5 separate regions of the Homo sapiens genome follow, and all the other regions are linked to region 1. A link is a loop called in an ENCODE intact Hi-C map of the cell type or tissue named here. Cell type or tissue: heart left ventricle. All regions are shown on one strand. Region 1 overlaps ACYP2 (acylphosphatase 2). Region 2 has its middle 33 kb from the start of SPTBN1. Region 3 has its middle 19 kb from the start of EML6. Region 4 overlaps SPTBN1 (spectrin beta, non-erythrocytic 1). Region 5 overlaps SPTBN1 (spectrin beta, non-erythrocytic 1).

What was found. Peaks named below come from ENCODE experiments on the same cell type or tissue, not always from the same donor. Only the 100,000 strongest peaks of a DNase experiment are listed, where the experiment ranks them.
Region 2: a loop joins it to region 1, with 4 times the contacts of the local background. A loop is called at or near these places in 2 of 110 quality-filtered maps.
Region 3: it touches region 1 in a loop (2.3-fold over the local background); 18 of 110 quality-filtered maps call a loop at or near these places.
Region 4: a loop joins it to region 1, with 2.3 times the contacts of the local background. A loop is called at or near these places in 8 of 110 quality-filtered maps.
Region 5: a loop joins it to region 1, with 2.3 times the contacts of the local background. A loop is called at or near these places in 23 of 110 quality-filtered maps.

The regions. Positions count from the first base shown.
Region 1 is chr2:54,205,172-54,209,171 of GRCh38, reverse strand. The region is part of intron 3 of ACYP2 (acylphosphatase 2); the gene reads right to left. Among named protein-coding and RNA genes, the nearest start is that of TSPYL6, 49 kb to the left of the region's middle. In heart left ventricle, a CTCF peak has its summit at 2,418 (motif pointing left); no DNase peak of the experiment used is centred here; H3K27ac peaks cover 1,881 bases.
Region 2 is chr2:54,420,940-54,424,939 of GRCh38, reverse strand. No RefSeq gene overlaps it. Among named protein-coding and RNA genes, the nearest start is that of SPTBN1, 33 kb to the left of the region's middle. In heart left ventricle, no CTCF peak of the experiment used is centred here; no DNase peak of the experiment used is centred here; H3K27ac peaks cover 1,291 bases.
Region 3 is chr2:54,702,842-54,706,841 of GRCh38, reverse strand. No RefSeq gene overlaps it. Among named protein-coding and RNA genes, the nearest start is that of EML6, 19 kb to the left of the region's middle. In heart left ventricle, a CTCF peak has its summit at 1,941 (motif pointing right); no DNase peak of the experiment used is centred here.
Region 4 is chr2:54,520,929-54,524,928 of GRCh38, reverse strand. The region is part of intron 1 of SPTBN1 (spectrin beta, non-erythrocytic 1); the gene reads right to left. The region is part of intron 3 of SPTBN1-AS1 (SPTBN1 antisense RNA 1); the gene reads left to right. Among named protein-coding and RNA genes, the nearest start is that of SPTBN1-AS1, 36 kb to the left of the region's middle. RefSeq lists an enhancer at 40-209. In heart left ventricle, a CTCF peak has its summit at 2,037 (motif pointing left); no DNase peak of the experiment used is centred here; H3K27ac peaks cover 861 bases.
Region 5 is chr2:54,496,633-54,500,632 of GRCh38, reverse strand. All of the region lies in intron 1 of SPTBN1 (spectrin beta, non-erythrocytic 1), which reads right to left. It also overlaps the pseudogene C9orf85P1. Among named protein-coding and RNA genes, the nearest start is that of SPTBN1, 42 kb to the right of the region's middle. RefSeq lists a silencer at 2,281-2,465 and an enhancer at 2,926-3,465. In heart left ventricle, a CTCF peak has its summit at 2,404; no DNase peak of the experiment used is centred here; H3K27ac peaks cover 2,215 bases.

The sequences.
Region 1 (4,000 bases):
TCACAAAAATGAAAAGTTTCTCTACTTCCCCCCAATGTCATATTTTAAGAAAACAGATTTTTTTCAGTTTCTGGGTGGTACTAACTGAGAAGCCAGCAAACATTCCTAGCTTCATTCTTAAGAACTGATGAAATACATCTGTAAAAATAAACAGTTTTAAAAGTGGAGCTTGCCAAAAAAAAAAAGTAAAAGCAAAGAATTGTTTTTGTCATTTCCTCAATACTTTAATAAAGGAGAAATCAAAGTAAAATCCAATAAACTTTCTATTACAAATTGCCTCAATGAACATATATGCACACACACACACAATCACACAATTGGGTATGAGGACACAATGCAACAAATGCCTACTCCCATAAAATTTGATTTATGACATAGAATATTATGTAATACTGTATGCATATGACAATTTTTCCTCTTACTTTTCTCTATAACTGAGACCTATACTTAGCCCTGAAAAAAAAAAGTCTCCCTTTTTTTTCAAAATCTAAACTAATTCTTATCAGCAGGCTGTCTAATGACTTAAGTGAATCACTAAGCCACTCTTTCAATTTGGGCTTCTGCAGCAAAGAGGCCTTTGGAGCTAAGAAAATAATTTTTGTTGTATCCTGCTCTTCTGGACAAAAGCTAATTTCCTGCCCAACCCTGGGAGTCACATGATTCCAAGCTAATGGAAAGTCATGTAGAGATCAAGCTCTAACAATTAAAAAGAAACATCCCACCCCCTGCACCCCCGGCTCCCACACCCACACAACAAACCTCCATTTACTATGCTAAGGATTTAAAAAAGAAAAAAGAAAAACATAGATGGAAGTTTCCCACAGAAAGTAAAAATTAGAAATGTAAGACTAAGGGTAGTATGTTATTCACATCAGGATCAAACTGAGAAATCAGAGAGACAGAGGGAAGAAGAGGGGAGGGAAAGAGGAAGAACCACTTTAGGGATATAGGGGGGAAATAAAAAGTTTTTTTTTTTTTAGTGTGAACTGAATTACAGAAGACAAAAACTTGGTGACACACATACAAAAAAATTAGAGGGTGAGTGTGACTGAAGACTCTGACTGGATCTTGAGGGTCAGATGAACAGCAAGCTTGACATCAAGGAACAGCAAATCACATGCAGACCATAACCCAGAGAATACATTTCATGGATCTGTGGGAGGTCCTGGAACACTCTGTGTTATAACAGGCTTAGGATTGCAGAAATTGCACAGGATGAGAAGTTGTTTGACCTTCTCTCTCTAATCTACATTTTGGCCGCTCTTCTAAGTATGCGTTCAAAATTGCCCAATATTGAATGCACACACAGAACTTGAAAGCTGAGTTTCAAAGAACAAACTAGAACAATACCATTGCAGAAGACCGACTCAAAAAATGTTCTGGAAAAAATCCAAACTGATAAGAATCATGGTTCATGGCTTTTGTTTCATGTCCTATTCACTCAATTTTGGAGTGCTACAGTATAATTCACATCTTTATTACTGCAGAGTTGCACTAAATATTGAATCCAAGTTAGTAAAAATGCTAGCTACCATTATCTTTAATTTGGCTTACTGACAATAACATATGCAAGAGGCCTGTGATGTTACATTTTATGTGTCAACTTGGCTAGACTATGGTGCTTAATTGTTTGGTCAAATTTTAGTCTAGAAGTTGCTGTAAAAGTATTTTGTAGATATGATTAACATTTACAATCAGTTGAATTTAAGTAAAGCAAATTACCCTCCATAATGTGGGTGGGTGTCACCCAACCAATTGAAGAACTTAAAGAACAAAGACTGAGGCTTCTGAGAGAGGAAATTCTGCCTCCAGACTACAACATAGAAGTTCTAACCATTTCCAGGCTTCAGAATCAAGACTACAATATCAACTCTTACTTGAATTTCTAGCCTGCCAGCCTTCCCTACAAATTCCAACTTGCCCACCATCATAATTGCATGAGCCATTTCCTCACATTCTCTTTATACACACACACACACACACACACACACACACACATATACATGTTGTATATATGTACATATAATAACTTGAGATATAGGCATATATATACCTATATATCTATATATAGATATCTATATAAACATATATACAGACACATACTTTCCCTCTACATATATACATATATATACATGTACATGCACACATATACACACACACACAATTGGTTCTGCTTCTCTAGAGAACTCTAATACAATGCCCCAAATCATAACAAAAAAATAAATGTACTGCATTCATCCTAATATTATGTAAATTTTATAACTTGAGAAAAACATTGGCTACCATCAAATTTACAAAGTTTTCAAATCACTCAAAAAGCCTGCCCCGAACAATATGGATGGAACCCACGAAAGTTCCCTCTATGGTTTATAGCTTTCATTACACATATTGAGAGTTTAAAACAGATTGCACCCCCTACAGGGGAACATTTAGTTTGCATTTCTAAATTACATTTTGGAGCCAGTAGGTGAATTTTATTTACTCTACAATTATGGAAAAAAATCACAAAGAGGATTAGATTGAGCTAAAGTGAAATGGAGAGTTTACAAAATACTAATAGGCACCTGGCATAAATAAAGGATATCATCATCGAGGACATTATCTTATTTTCAAAGTGCCTTTTAGTACATTCATTCTGAATCAAACACAATAGAGATATCGTTTCTAATTAGACCTTTAGCAAAGTGACAGGCAACCTAATTAAACAAGAACATATGATAACATAATCTGAATAAAAGCATTTTAGAATCACAGGACTTGAAAATAAATTTTAAGTGGATAGGAGAATAATTCAAAGTAGTTTTCCAAGCACGACCAGCAATGGTGGTAAATAACAGATCTAAATTACAATTCATGGTATCTGCCTCTAATGCACAATGTCATTCATTATGAATATTTAAGAAAATTATTTGCAAACAAATAAATTACAACGATATACTGAGCCCAAGGCCCCAAACTTAAAATCCAAATGTCTTCAAGGACAGGGGAATTAACAAAAATATGGAAAGTTTCAGGTATAAGAGGGTGAGGAGGCAGTGTGCATGCCCCATCAAAAAGCAAGCTTACATTAAAATAATGCAGTAACTTTATTCCTTCTCAAAAGAATGCATCAGTACTAGGCAGAATCAGTACTAGGCAGAATGATCCTTGGACTAGGCAATAGAAGTAAATTAGAATGATAAATATAGGAATTATTAAAGAGAACATGGCCATAAATATCCAGGAAATATATACACTCAAAAAAGGAATTTATGTTTGATAAGTACATTATTCATAATTATTGATACAAATTAACCCTAAACCAAAGCTTGTATCACATTAAAAGTGCAAAATTAGCTGCAGATGAATATCCTGACCCAATTATGCAAACACTCTGGTAAATCTGTGTAGACTAAAGGCTCTGAGAAGAAAGTTGAACTTCAGAGGGGTAGAGGGGAGGAGTATTTCAGAAAAGGGATTTATAAAGGAATGAAAATATTTGGAAGACATTGGTAAAAAGGAGATACTTGGGAAGGTAAATCTAAGTCACTATAGAAAGAATTTTGAAGAGATGGGTCTTTACCATCTAGGCCCTTTGTGGAAGAGCTGAAAATACCTCACAGCAACAGGATGTGACTGCTGCCTCATCTGGGAAGACAGATCAACTCAAGCCATCTCAAAGAGGTGAAGGGTAGATGTATAATAGGAGTAGGCGGGGAGAGGAGAATGTATACTGATGTCATAAGAGGATATGCAAAGGTTTTGTGAGAAACCAAGGACAAGAACAGAAAACAGTAGGTCACCCTCTAAGAAACCAAGCCTTCTCTTCCTTGCAGATGGTCTATCTGCTTCTCTCCGGGCATCATCTCAGATGCTGACTGCTTTTTCTGGTGGTTCCCTCTCTAGGCCCAGATGCTGTCTCAGAATTTTTTAGACCAGCTCCCATGGGTTACTGGCAATATCCACCATGGCCTCACAGACTTTACCCACCATGCCTATGCAGGTGCTTGAGAATACATAC
Region 2 (4,000 bases), 220 kb before region 1:
GTCAGGGATGCAGTGGTGTGCTAGAGCTAGTTCATTCAGCTGTTAAGCGTCAGTTATATGCCTCTCTTCCCAACTCCATAATGTCTGGGAGCCTGATATTGGCCATAGTGAGAGTATTTACACCACAGAAATCAGCAAACACTGCAAGTCAGGGCTTTTCTTCACCCTGGAAGCGCTGCTTGTTAAACATTTGCCAGCACACCATTGTAGGTGAGGGTGAAATCATCCGAGGAGGGCAGATACAGCAAGAGAGGAAAACATCTGAGAGGGAACGCCAAGGAACAAATATTTAGGGAATGGACAGAGAAAGAGGAGTTGTAAATAGAACAAGAAAAACTATCCAGGAGGCAGTGAAAAGTTGTGCTGTAGACACTAAGGGAGGAGAGTTTGTAGAGTAACCCTGTGGGATATGTGTCTCAAGACACTCATAAATAAGGCCAGATTAGGTGACAGAGATCAATTGATCAGTTGTTGAAATGTTCAATTGATCAAAGGGTGGTTATTCTTATTTTTTAAAAGCTATTTTAACTATTTTTAATTTTAAGCAATCAAAAGGACTGCTTCATAGTCAAGCCAGTAAGTAGTTAAGGTTGCTGAAAATAGCTAGCCAGGGTTTTTTTTTTTTTTTTTTTTTTTAAAAAAAACCTGGTTATATTGGTCATTTCAACAACTGAATGATATAACCAGTCTATTGTTGGGCAATTGACCTATTCAAACTTTCTGTCCAGCCACCCAGACTTAGTTATACACATCAAATCATACTTTTTTGGATCTATAGAAGACTATAAAGATCATATATATTCTAATTATCCAGCTAAGAAAATTAAAGTTCAGAGAAGTTAAGTGACATGGCATGATCACAGTCAACACGCGGCTGCCTCCTGGAATAGGCATGACTGAATCCAGGTCTCCCAACTCCTCTCTCCTGCTATCCTTACCTCTTGGCAGAGGCTCTCCTTATAAATGCAAGACTAATATGAGTTCAGCTGAGTCTTGAGGCAAAAATGTCTGGAGTCTTTGCAATCTCTTTATGAAAATTCAGACAAATCAGGGTCATTAGGTCTATTTTCTTCAGCTAGGTGATATATCCCCAATAACACACAAGATTTAAGCCCATGATCGGCTCTGACTTCCCCAACCAAGGGAAACTGGAGGGTCTGGGAGCCATTTTATTTTCAAGGTGTTTCCAGGAAGAACATGTTGAGCAGACATTCTCTGGTAAGGGAAGTTTCATACTGACTTCCTTCGCTTGTCCTGAGAACCAGGAAAAGATTTGACTGCTTATTGCATCAAAAGATTAGGTTTTGAATCTGATTTTAACTCACAGACATTGTACAGTATTTATGTAAAAAATTATAACATCTATTAGAAGTACAAAGAACAACTTTGGTTGTATGAGGAATTTAAATCTATCCACTAGTATTATTTTCCACTGAAGCTCTTCAGAGGACTTGTGGTTCACAGTACCAGCTTCCTGAACAGCCTTGTTTCCTGACTGCTGTTCAGAAGCTCGGGAGACTCCCCCATGGCTTAGAAAGTGTGTGGGAGAAAACTCCACTCCCTTCCCTCCTCAGAAGGGGGCGGAGGGAGAACAGCTGCTAATTGAGTTTTCTTACTTTTTGACTTGAGGTGGGTGTGGATGCCCTCTGCAGAGCTGGAGTTCCAAATTGGGACCAGTATGATTCCTCTTATTACTCTTGTTTATCTAGTGAGCCAGACACTGAAGACCCTGTTTACTGCCATCCAGGAACCAATAAGTCAATGGAAAGACCAAACACTTAGTCCTCATTGTTATTTGCTTATATGTATGACTGCAGTCACCCCGTGCTACCCAGGCCCTGAATTATTAATCTCTTAAAATGGCATCTAATGGGCTGTGACACAGGTCCCAGCCACCTCTACTTCTTTTAGATGCTGTCTGGTGAATGCCCCTATGGCCCAGAATCTTCATCAACTTCTCCCTTTAAAACTTTGTTTACCATCACTGTTGCTTGCATTTTGCATATTCTCTGGGAGCAGATTTTCCTCTTTGCAAATGAAGTCAGTCATCTAAGGAAATTATTCACATTTCCATTTTCAATATATATTCTCCTTTCATGTGGGTGTTATTCCTGAATACATTGGTTCAGCAGTAAATTTGAATAATGGTTGATATCATCTGCCTCCTTTGGTTTTGTTTCTTAGTTTCCCCAGTAGATTAAACATTTTTTTTTCAATTGTCTCTGTCATTTGTATCTTTTTGAGAGGTGAAGCCAGCTGGGCTTCTGGGTCTGTTGGGGACTTGAAGAACTTCTGCGTCTAGCTAAAGGATTGTAAATGCACCAATCAGCACTCTGTAAAAATGCACCAATCAGTGCTCTGTGTCTAGCTAAAGGATTGTAAATGCACCAATCAGCACTCTGTAAAAATGCACCAATCAGCACTCTGTAAAATGGACCAATCAGCACTCTGTAAAATGGACCAATCAGCCCTCTGTAAAATGCAGCAATCAGCAGGATGTGGGCGTGGCCAAATAAGGCAATAAAAGCTGGCCACCCTAGCCAGCAGCAGCAACCTCCTGTTCTTTTCTTCTTCACAGTAAATCTTGCTGCTACTCACTCTTTGGGTCTACGCTACTTTTATGAGCTGTAACACTCACCGCGAGGGTCTGCGGCTTCTTTACTGAAGTCAGTGAGACCACGAACCCACTGGAAGGAACAAGCAACTCCAGACTCGCCACCTTTAAGAACTGTAACACTCACTGGGAAGGTCTGAGGCTTCACTCCTGAAGTCACCCACACAGCGAACCCACAGGAAGGAAGAATCTCTGGACACATCTGAAGCAACAAACTCCGGACGCACCATCTTTAAGAGCTGTAACACTCACCACAAGACTCTGCGGCTTCATTCTTGAAGTCAGCGAGACCAAGAACCCACCAGAAGGAATAAATTCCGGCTACATTTTTATCTTACACTTTTAAAAATACGTATTTTTAAAGCAATTTACAGTAAAACGAAAGGAAATTCTACATTGTGTTCTATGTAACGTAACCATGATACTAGATGTCTTGGCCATTAGTTTCAGTTGGTACTACTGGTCTTTTAAACATTTTAAAACTCTGTTGATGTGTCAGTTTCTTCCTTAAGGCATCATACACATACACTTTACACACACACACACAAAAAAACATTTATTCACTTAAAACACCTTTTTATTTGTAGGCCTGGCCTTATACTTGGTTGAGATAGGGAGAAAATTCTAAGTAACATCTCAATGCCAGGTTTCTGAGGTCATCTAAACGTTACAATACCCTAGTAGTGAATATTTATCAGAGAGCTTTAATTGTCCATAGACATATTGAGAAGCAAAGACTTAGGAAAGTTGCCAGTGATTGCTCCTCGACTAGAGTCAGTCACTTAAGTCAGTGGTTCCTGACAGTGTTAGGACAATGTTTCCAAAGGACTGTGCTGCAATGAGAGAAATAAGTCAATATAGGGAGTTTTCCTAAAGCACAGTTTATTCAATTTTTTTGAAAAACGAAGTTTATATCTTTTCTACTTTTTGGAAGTTAAATGTCCTTTATTTTATGACATGATGGTGATGTGACAGTAGATGATAAAATTTCTCCATAATATCCTTCCTTGGCAAAATAAAAATAAAATGATTCCTCCTCATCAGTCTCCCAAAGTTTTTCTGGACATTTAGGGATTATTGTTTGCATTCCTCTCTTTGTTTACAACACCCTTCCCCTGCACCAACATCTCTTGCTCTCTTTGGCATCCCAATGGCATTTACTATTCTCCAAATCAATTTAAAAATTCAAGGTCATGCTGGAATTAGTATGTTCATCCTTCCCAGTTACCATGCATGCTTTCTGTGATAATTACCCTCAGGTTTTGTAGGAAAACAGACCCCCAGAGATGCATTCACATATGCAAATATGCACTCAGTAAAAATCTGCTGAGTGCCTGTGTGTTGGAGAAACAGCAATGACTAAGACAGATGAGTCCCAGTTCCCTC
Region 3 (4,000 bases), 500 kb before region 1:
ACCCCATGAAGCCAGCTGTATTTACTGAACTGTTAATATTTTGTAGGCCCAGGGCTGAATACGTTACAGACCACTCCTTCAATTTTCACCACAACCTTGCAAAAGTAATATTACTATTCCCATTTTATGAAAGAGAAAATAAAGATTTAAAGAGGTTAAAGAATTTATCCAGTTTCCCACATCTATAGGTGAAAGAGCTGTACTTCAAGTGTAGGTCTGACTCCAAAGTCACGTTTTTTAAACAGTGATCTTCAAACTTATTAATAAGACATTTTTAGTGAGCACTCTGATGTGTGTGTAAATATATAAGAATAAATTATATACATGTACTACTGTATTAATAAGTTATATACCATGGCTGGGCATGGTGGCTCACACCTATAATCCCAGCACTTTGGGAGGCCAAGGTGGGTGGATCACAAGGTCCAGAGATCGAGACCATCCTGGCTAACACGGTGAAACCCTGTCTCAACTAAAAATACAAAAAAATTAGCTAGGTGTGGTGGTGTGCAACTGTGGTCCCAGCTACTCAGGAAGTTGAGGCAGGAGAATCTCTTGAACCTGGGATGCGGGGGTCACTGTGAGCCGAGATCGCACCACTGCACTCCAGGCTGAACGACAGAGCGGGACTCCGTCCCAAAAAAAAAAAAAAAAAAGAAAAAAAATGAGTTATATACCCTAAATGTCATGTAAAACAAAGACATTTTAAAGATGACATATGTAGAAATTCTAATATGTTCTTCCCATACCCTAACCACTCACCTTCCACAGTTGCTGTAGTACTACTCCTGATAAGGTATCCCTTAACCCAGGAATTAAGGCTCCCCTGAGTCCAGCCAAACTTAGAGTTAACAGCACTTAAGACGTTAATTTTCTGGCCGGGCGCGGTGGCTCACACCTGCAATCCCAGCACTTTGGGAGGCCGAGGCGGGTGGATCACGAGGTCAGGAGTTCAAGACCAGCCTGGCCAAGAAGGTGAAACTTTGTATCTACTAAAAATACAAAAAAAATTAGCCGGGTGCAGTGCAGGCGCCTGTAATCCCAGCTACTTAGGAGGCTGAGGCAGAAGAATCGCTTCAACTTGGGGGGCGGAGGTTGCAGTGAGCTGAGATCGTGCCACTGCACTCCAGCCTGACAACAGAGTGAGACTCTGTCTCAAAAAAAAAAAAAAAAAAGTTAATTTTCCTATGTAGGAAATTGTAAAAAGGTAACACTCAAAAAGGTGACTTTTTCATAACAGAATTTTAGGATCTGTGAATAGCAGGGGGTATTTTTTTTTTAATCCTGAGGCTGGCTTGCCTTAGAGAAAGCTCATTTCACTTACTGATAAGATAAGCTGGGTGGGCCTGGCCAACATTTTTGGTTAAATCTAGGTTATCTCCAAAGTTATACAGTAAAGGATGATTCATTGTAAAACACAAGAAGGAAAGCATTGACTTGACAAATGTTTACTGGTGCCTACGATGGGTCACAAATCTTGCTGGTAGCTGGGGATAGATCAGTGAACAAGATAGGCTCTCTGGGGCCAAGATCTAAGTATGTTCTATAGAACACCAGGCAAGGGCAACTTCCATGACTGCAGAAATAAGCTTAGGAGGAAATAAGATGCACTTTATCCTCTGCTCATTGGACATAAACCTTTGGAAAGCAAGACAAAGCTTACAGGTATATTTTATTAAGAAAAATTTCAATAATGTTAGAGTTTGATGAAGACCCCAAATTTTCCTTAAAAATGTCAAAACCCATTTTGACATACAATACTCTTTTTTCTCTATACTGCAGTCTACTTTTTAGATTCTCTTTAAATACTGGCCACTAGTGCACTAAATGTACTAAGAAATGTTTTTTAATTCTGCTTTTATCTCTTTGTATATAACAAACTTTGGTTGAATCATGAATGTACTAAAAATTGACAGCACGAGAGAGGAGATATTTATATCTCTTCCTGAAGATGGCGACAGAAGACCATATCTTTAATAAAGGGCCACATCTTGTGTACCAAGAGGTAAACTCAAGCTGTTTAAGCAGAAAATACTTCCTTCATTGAATTTTTACTAAATCTTCCTTTACTAAATCTACAAGATTTTTTAAAGTATAAATAAATGATATTTTTAGTCTACAGTTAGTTTAAAAGGTGGACTATTTGGATAGCTTGTTTGCTTTGCAACAGTAGCAATAGAAAAAAAAGAGTGAGTAGAAAAAGGAAAATTGGGACAGCAGATTATATCTTGAGCTGCACATGTCAACAATTCTTCAGGTTCCTTTCTTTGGTTGCACAGTTACCCCCATATTTATTTATCCTGGTGCTTGTTTTAATACAGCTCCAAAACCAGTGGGAAACTGGAGCCACAGTCAGTCTGCCTGGTGCAAATCCTGTCTCCACTATTTACCAGACGTGTGACTTGACAAGCTAACATCTGTCTCTGTATCTTTGTTTCCTTATCTGTAAAATGGGGATGATGCTGAGCAGAATAAGCATGTAAAGGACTTAGCACAGTGCCTGGCACACACTAGACATTCAATAAATGGTAGCTCTCATCACAGGATCACAGGGCCCTGTCTAGATGACCTAAGAAGCCTCTTCAAAACATAGCTTTCATTATATTTTAGGAAGAGGCATGGTTTTCAGTATTGGCCAATCCCAGACAAGGGGAAAAATACTCTGGGGACTAAGCAATATAATTGGAATATCTTTGGACTCATTGCTTAAAATGCCAAATTGTTGAGTTTTTCATTTTGATGCAATCAAATAATTTGATTGATGAGTCACTCTAATTGCCACTCAGAATTGTTAGTTTTTGCCTTAATGAAAAATTGCATAAGCAATTTTATTCAAAATGCCACATTTATGTTAATCTATTTCTTCTTTTATTAGGTTGTTGCAAAAGTAATTGCTGTTTTTGCCATTTTAAAAGTAATGGCAAAAAAGTAATTGCTGTTTTTGCCATTTAAAAGTAATGGCAAAACGGCAAAAACAGCAATTACTTTCGTACCGACCTAATAAATTGTTATATATACTTGAAATTCCAATGCATTTTTCTAATTCAGCATTTAATCTTAAAATATTTAGAAAAAAACATAAAGTAAACACCATTTTCCAAATTACATGACCTTAATGAGCAAGTTCAATTTACTTGTATTCGTTGTTTTTTGTTGTTGTTGTTGAAGCCTTTTTAAAATTTATCACCTCAAGCATTTATCCTTTGTGTTACAATCAATCCAAATATAGTCTGTCAGTTATTTTTAAAAGTACAATTAAATTAATTTTACTATAGTCACCCTGTTGTGCTATCAACTACTAGACCTTGTTAATTCTTTCTAACTTTTGTGCCCATTAACCATCCCCACTTCCCCAACAGCCTCCTACTACCCTTCCCAGCCTCTGATAACTATCCTTCTACTCTATCTCCATGAGTTCAATTATTGTAATTTTTAGCTCCCACAAATAAGTGAAAACATGTGAAGTTTGTCTTTCTGTGCCTGGCTTATTTTACTTAACATAATGACCTCCGGTTCCGTTCATGTTCTTGCAAATGACAGGATCTCATTCTTTTTTACGGCTGAATAGTACTCCATTGTGTCTATGTACCACATTTTCTTTATCCATTCATCTGATGATGGACACTTAGGTTGCTTCCCAATCTTGGCTATTTTGAATAGTGTTACGATAAACATAGGAGTAAAGATTTCTCTTTGATACACTGATTTCCTTTCTTTTGGGTTTATCCTAGGAGGGGGAATGCTGGATCATAAGGTAGCTCTATATTTAGGAAACTCCAAATTGTTTTGAGGAACCTCCAAATTGTTCTCCATTTTGGCTATATTAATTTACATTCCTACCAACAGTGTACAAGAGTTCCCTTTTCTCCACACCCTTGCCAGCATTTGTTATTACCTGACTTTTGGATGAAAGCCATTTTAACTGGAGTGAGATGATATCGCATTGTAGTTTTGATTTGCATTTCTCTGATGATCCATGATGTTGAACAGCTTTTCATAT
Region 4 (4,000 bases), 320 kb before region 1:
ATTTTTAGATCTGGTGATCAGGGAAGGCCTCTCGAGTGGGTCCTGAAACTGAGAACTCAATGTCAAGAGGAATGAGTCACGCACAGATCAAGAATAATAGTGTTTCAGGCAAAGGAAGCAGCATAGCATGCAGGAGGAACGGCAAGTTCAATGTGGCTGAGTCTAGTGGGCAGCGGGAGAGACTCGGAGACAAGGTTAGGGAGGGAGGTGGGCGAGCCCAAGTGTGGCGGGAAGCAACTGCAGGATTTTAAGCTAATAACCGACACCACCCTTGAGTGTATTTGTAAAATATTCTTCCCAGGGCTGTGTGGAAAACAGATTCTAGGCGGCAATAATGGAAGCAGGGGCCACTTGGGAGGCTACTCCAGAAATGATGGCGGTGCAGCTCTGGGTGGAGAAGCGGGGATGGTTAAGAGGTGGATGTGCTTAGAGGTGGATGTGCTTTGGAGGGAGAACTGACAGGGCCTGGTGAAGGACTGACTAGACCCGAGACATTGAGAAACTGAGCTAGTGCTATGCCTGATGCCTATGGGTGTGGTTAAATGTGGTTAAATTCCCGCATATTTTAAATTTCACTGGGGGGAAACAGGCTCAGTCAGGCATATGAAGCTATCTAAGTAAGTTGTTAATCTGCAAATGTAGGAAGAAAGGAGTGAAAAGACAACACCCCTTTTAAAGTGGTATGAAGCTATCCCAAGAAAAAAAATAAATTATCAACATTTTTTTTTTTGAGATGGAGTTTCGCTCTGTCACCCAGGCTGGAGTGCAGTGGCACCATCTCGGCTCACTGCAGCCTCCGCCTCCTGGGTTCAAGCAATTCTTCTGCCTCAGCCTCCCGAGTAGCTGGGACTACAGGCGCGAGCCACCATGCCCAGCTAATTTCTGTATTTTTGGTAGAGACGGGGTTTCACTATATTGGCCAGGCTGGTCTCGAACTCCTAGACCTTGTGATCTGCCCACCTTGGCCTCCCAAAGTGCTGGGATTACAGGCGTGAGCCACCATGCCCGGCTGTTATCAACATCTTAAAACTCAAAAATTTATTGTCAGGTTTTTGTAGCTGGATGCTCACTTAGTGAAAGCCTTGTTCAGTGTGCACCAAGATGTGCACCTAGGCCAGAGTCAGCAGGCCTCCTCACCACAGCCTGCGTGCTAACCAAACCAGACACCACTCAGCAACACAGAAGGATCATTCAAGAGATGATTCTTCCCCCTCACATATGCCACCACACAAAAAATAAACAAACCCATATATGTAGAAAAGAAACATTTATCGTGCTTGAAATGCAGCTTTTTAAAAGTTCCAGCACATAACCACACATGCCACATGCAACCAAGTTTCCATAGTAAATAAGCTGAAACAAATTAACTGCACCTTAAATAAACAGTAGGCTCTTGGGTGGTACCAGCACACAACTGCCTGCTCTTTTGTCATGGCTGTTTTCTCACATGCTATCCAAGAACACAGCCAACACACCCCACATGTTCCTGAGGAAGAAGCACTGAATCCACTTTACCACTGAGCCACAACATCTGTGACTCAAACTGTCACCCATCTCTGCTCTAATAGAAAAATCCTGAATGGAAGTAAAATCCTGGATTCTCATCAGAGAGACATACTCAATCTCAATTAAGTACATTCACGGGTGTATTAATTTTCACACCTACGTTAGCAATTTATTTATGGGATTTCATAAAAACACAAAAACTTCAGAAATCTAATCGAGTAAGTATATTCCATTGAATGATCTTACAGTGGCATTTAACATTCAAAGTCATAAACCCTTCCAAAAAATGAAAATTAATAATGTCATGCAATCATCTGATCTTGAATATAGTTAACTTTCATGACTATTATCAATATCAGAGACTTTTATAAAATTCAAACTTGGAGGATTCTATCTCTAGGGAGAAAATGTGAAAGTGCTATTAATCCCAAATTCTGAAAGTACAGAAAGTAAAATTTAATCCAACCCAACCCAAGGTAAAACCCAAGCAAGGCATGCCTCTCCCCAGATAAGTTTTAGCTATTTGGTGCCACCTGCTGACCAATGAGAAGAAACCCCCAGGGCTGCTATACCTGCGCTGCAACATCCACCGCACCTGACTCCTGCAGAAGCCCAGCCTGGCCCCTGCCCTGCCCCCACCTGCGAATCTCTCTTTCTATCACTGAACCAACAACTGCTTTCCACAGATTTCTTTCTTTCTTTCTTTCTTTCCTTTCTTTCTTTCTCTCTCTCTCTCTCTCTCTCCTCTCTCTCTCTCTCTCTCTTTCTCTCTCTCTTTCTTTCTTTCTTTTTGAGACAGAGTCTCGCTCTGTCACCCAGGCTGGAGTGCAGTGGCATGATCTCAGCTCACTACAACCTCCACCTCCCAGGTTCAAGCAATTCTCCTGCCTCACCCTCCTGAGTAGCTGGAATTACAGGTGTGCACTATCATGCCTGACTAATTTTTGTATTTTTAGTAGAAATGGGGTTTCACCATGTTGGCCAGGCTAGTCTCAAACTCCTGAACTCGGGTAATCTGCTTGCTTTGGCCTCACAAAGTCCTGGGATTACAGGTGCGAGCCTACCTTGCCCAGCCCACAGATTACTTAGTAAGTAAGTGATAATTCTTGTCTTAAGCTTAAAAGAAGTCACTCAGAGAACTAAAGCACCTTTTTTCCTAATGTTCTTTCTTAATGGTATTCCTTAAAAACACTACTATTGTTCCTTAAAACGGAAAGGTTAGGCCAAGAGTGGTGGCTCACGCCTGTAATCCCAGCACTTTGGGAGGCCAAGGGAGGCAGATCACTTGAGCCCAGGCGTTAAAGACCAGACTGGACAACACAGTGACACCCCCATCTCCACAAAAATAAAAAAAAAAAATAGCCAGCTGTGGTGGCATGCGCCTGTGGTTCCAGCTACTTGGGAGGCTGAGGTAGGAGGACCACTCGAGCCAGGGAGGTGGAGGTTGCAGTGAACCATAACTGTGCCACTGCACTCCACCCTGGGTGACACAGCCAGACTCTGTCTCAAAAGAAAAAAACAAAAAACAGAAAGGTGAATGGGAAGTCAAAGTATCCAAATTATCCACTAGTCTGTGTACAAAATAAATAAATAAATATATGCCAAGCACAGTGGCTCACACCTGTAATCTCAACAATTTGGGAGGCCACGGTGGCCAGATCACTTGAGCCCAGGAGTTTGAGACCAACCTGGGCAAGATGGTGAGACACCCTCCCAACCCTTCTTCACTATCTCTATAAAAATTAGCCGGGCACGGTGGCACGTGCCCGTAGTCCCAGCTACTTGGGAGGCTGAGGTGGGAGGATCACTTGAGCCCAAGAGGTCAAGGCCGCAGTGAGCCATGATCGTGTCACTGCACTCCAGCCCAAACAACAGAGTGAGCCTCGTCTCAAAAAAAAAGCAATGCTCTGAGTTCTTTTTATTCAACTGTTTCACTCAAGTGTCCAGAATTTGATGGTAGAGACATCTTTTTTCTTCAATATTCTCCATCTGTTCAAAGACAATGTCCTTTGTCCAAAGAAAGCTGAGTATTTACAGTGATAGAACCCACTATTTTATTTTCAAGGCAATTTCACGGCAAAACATCCCTCGCTCCCACCATAGCCATCATGGAAAGGTCCCTTCTAGGCACTCAACAGCAGCAAGGGAGTGACGTGAGGGTGAAGAAGTCAGAGTGAGGGCAACAGTATGGAAGAGTGTGCCCATGGCATGGAGACTCCAAACTCCAGCATGCTACAAACATCATCATCCTCTAACCCACTTCCACATGGGACTAGGGCCAGCTGTGAGGACAGTTTATATCACACATACAGGTGTCCCAGGAGGTTATCTAAAAAGGGCTGGGTTTTCTCAAGGTGCTATTGGCCATGCCTCCCGTGGGCTGTGAAGTCATCTGTACTTCTTAAATAGCTGTGGGAAGTTTAGGAAGAGAAGGGAGGAAGGCTTGGCCATCTTGGAACTCTGCCTGGTGGTTCCACCATTAGGAAACCCAGAA
Region 5 (4,000 bases), 290 kb before region 1:
CAGAGGTTACAGTGAGCCATGATTGCGCCACTGCACTCCAGCCTGGGCAACAGAGCCAGACCCTGTCTCAAAACAAAACAAAACAAAAAATAAAATATCCAGCCAAGGATTGAGAGCTACTAATCAGCTAGAGCTCTTTCTAGCTTAAACAAAAAACTTTAGAAACCTCAAATACCAATAAAACCATCAGCAGACACACCCCACCCCTCCTTAACACAGTGGATCGAGATGAAAAAAAAACAGAACAAATCTCTCAAAGAAAGGGACATCTCCAGCAGCCTGGTCCTGGGAACACCTGAGGCCCACTGAGTCTTCAGCCTATCCAAGTGATCTAGAAGTTTCCATTCATCTCTAAAATTTTGTTGTATTTGAGATTTAGATTTTCTGTTTTCTGTTGCCTGAAACATGAGTCTTACAATAAAATGTCTCAAACATAAATTTTGTGATTATTTAAAATAAGCCATCACCTAACAAACGTGACTACTTGCCATTTTTCTTTCAAAGAATGAAAAACCGCCTAAAACATTTGTTCATTCTCTCACTTTTAGTAGATTACAGATCACAGAAAAACACAAAACAAATCCTAAGAAATGAACAATTAACATTACAAACGTAAAAAGAATTATAATTCCAAGATGCCAAAAATACTGATTACATTTCAATTACCATTTGCGCCTTCATCTGGAAAACACATCCTCCATTGGAAAGTACCCAGCATAACAGCTGCAATGCTTTTTCAACTTTAACAAACACTGGAAAAGTTAGCCAAAACTCTGTGTTGGCTGACATCCAGGGTTTTATTATTATGTACTATTAGTTCATAGTGAGAAACATGGGCTAAAGGAAGGGGGAAAGCAAAGTAATAACAGGGGCTTCATAATCATGTGCAGATGTGAAGGTTTCTGAAGCTTTATCTACCAGAAAATGCCTTCCATATTACTTCTATTACCTGTATCCTTTATTAATTAGATAATTACAAATGTTGTGTTTTTAGGACATTATTTAGAGACTTAACTGTGAAACGGTTTTTCTTATGTCAGTGGCTGGGCTGTGCTGACATTTTAATATTTTTCACATGTAAAGCAACCTGGTGGATTCTCTCCCCTTGGCTCCACGTTTTAGCAAGTGCTGAAAGCAAATCAACACGCAAACAACCAGTCACCTTCCTCCATTATGTCCATTTCTTGTCAAATCAGTTATGGTTCAAAAGCCTCTCACTTTTAGTACTACATGAATGTTGGGGCTGAAATATTTATTTTTTAAGGCTTACACAAACTGCATCGGGTGGTATGGTCTAAGCACAGACTTTTCAATCTCATGAACCAGCAAAGTTTAAACAAACAAAAAAAATGGAGGAAGCAACATTAGTTTCCAACTTTTCCTTAAATAAGGAGAAAAAAATTAAAACAAATACAAAAAAACTACTAATATTGCCACTATTGAGTCAAAATAGGCCAAGAATTATCACTGTCATCTGAGAACAGATCGATCCCTTCCAGAAGTGGGCAAATGTTAACCCTACCTGAAGGCTTCTGCATGGCTGGTGAGGGCCTCAGGACACACCTGTGCTCCACAGGTGCAAAGGGAAAAGCATGAGCCAACAGGAGGTGAAGGGTGAAGTCCCAGCCAGCTGACTAGGAGCAAATGCAAAGTCTCCTGGGTTTCTCCGTCTACATCTACACCTTTACCCTACTTTTAAAGTCCCTTCGTATTATAAAGTTCCTTAACCACTAGGTGAAAACACTGCGGGACCGTTACCCTTTTATTAGGATGAATCAAGTCTCTATGCACCAACACATGTATCTCCAGCACCCAACACAGCATTTGGCATAAAGTACGGGCTCCAGACATATTTATCAAATAAATGACTTTTCTGCTTTCCCCAATATTTAAGGGGTGTTTAAGAAAAATGCATTGACAATGGATGCATGGGAGCTTCTTGAAAAAAAATATAGTATGGATCTAGGTTCAATTTTTCACTTTAGGGATGTATATATAGTTGCGTTATTTAGGAAACACTGATATAGCTTTTACTATGTGCCCAGGTCTAAGCCCTTTACAAATATTAACTCATTTAATCCTCAAAATAACCTTTTTTGAGGTAGGCACTATTATCTTTTTATCACTTTACAAATGAGAAAACTGTGGCATAAAGCGCTCAGGGAATGTTGTCCAAGGTCACAGAGGTAAACGATAGTGAAGCTGGAATTTGAACCCAAGTAGTCTAGCTTCTAAGTCTATCCTGTGCTGTCTAACACAGTCATCACAAGCCATGTGTAGCTATTTAAATTTAATTTAAATTAAATAAAATTTAAAATTCACACCAGCCACATGTGCTCAGAAGCCACACACATGGCCGGCAGCAAGTCTACCGAACATTCCCGTCTTGTGAATGCACTGGTCATGCTCCACCCAGTGGAAGCACTTAGTCTATGCTCTTAGCTGCTACTCTCTTGCTGCCTTTCAGTCTGGGTTTGGCTCCACAGACTGAAGTTCCAACTCCATGCTGTATGTATCCCCAACCTAAGAAATATAACAAAGTTTTTTTCAGATTGGGACTCTCTACTGTGATTCTTTAAGCAAAAGAATACAGAAACAAGTTGACAGGAACTTGATTCTTGATGGACTTCCTCAACAAGAATGCCAACTGGAGGGCTTGTTTTTTTCCTTTGTTATTCTCTACTCTTCTCCTGGCAGGATGTTTGTAGAGATGGTCTCCGGCTGTGAGGTTACTGGCGCACACTTGCACCTGTCCTGCTGTGCAGAGCTGGAACCCTGTTTTTATGGATTTTGTAAGCAGAGTTCAGCCAGAGGGTAGCCCTTCCCAAAATTCAGTTCCCAAAATATTTGCAGATATTTTTCAAAACATAGGAAGTATACCACACAATGTTCTTTCTGTAACAAAAGGTACTGAGGTTTTTGGTGGCATCAAGGCAGTCTTTAAATTCTATGGCTTGGAGGACTGAGGGTGAGCTGTCCCTGGGGAGTTACGATTTCTGCAATTCCCAAAAAAGTTAGTTTTGCCTTTGAGGAAAGGCAGTTGTTCAAAGTTTAAAAACCTAAGAAGGTTAACACACCAAGTCACTGTTCAGTAACATGTGAATTCAAATGTTTCACCAAACATAGGTAAAGTATGGTAGAAGAAAGGAAATTCCTGGCATCAAGAGGCAGATCAATAAAGAGGTGACTCCCTGGTGGTTAGAGTGAGTCTCAAAGGAAGAAGGAAGAAAGTACTCAAGTGAGCTTAGTGGAAAACTTGAAAAAAACCAAAAAACTAATTCATGGTTTTTGCAGTGGCTAAATGTTCCAGTTATAAAATTGTTCCTGCATTTGTTAAATGAAGCCAATATAATACCTGTAACAAAATGTATTAATTCCTTCTCTTCTTTTAAGCCAGGCATTTTTCATGATGCTCATTTTCAGAGAACCCAAGACAGTTCCTCACTGCAACTCTAGGGTTTCTCTGGTCTTACGGTAAAAAAGAAGGAAGCCAGGTGTGCTGGTTTCCTGGTGGGGGCCCCAGACCAACAGCCAGAAGCAGATTTCGTATCTTCATGTTCCATGCTGTCTGTTTATCTCCATTTACAATTTCCTGAGCAACGACTTCCATAAACATATGCGCATATCATCATATGTAATAGCTGTATGGTGTTCTACAATATGGATGTACCAAAATTTATTTAACCAAGTCCCTATTACAGGACACATAGTTGTTCACTATTCTCAATACTTCCATGAGCACAGTAATATCATTATAACCTTGTCCAATTATCTTCATAGGATAAATTTTCTAGAAGGAAACCAACTGCTCTACAGAAATGGACCCTCCCATCAACCTTGTACAGAGGGCCTGTTTCCTTCTACCTTAATCAGCGTCAAGTATTAAGTTTCTAAGATCACTGCAGGTCTCCAAAGTGATAGCTTGTTATTATCATTTGCAAGTCTGCTTACTAGTGATGATGGATATGTTTTCATATAAGTTGATCATTTATTTGGGTAA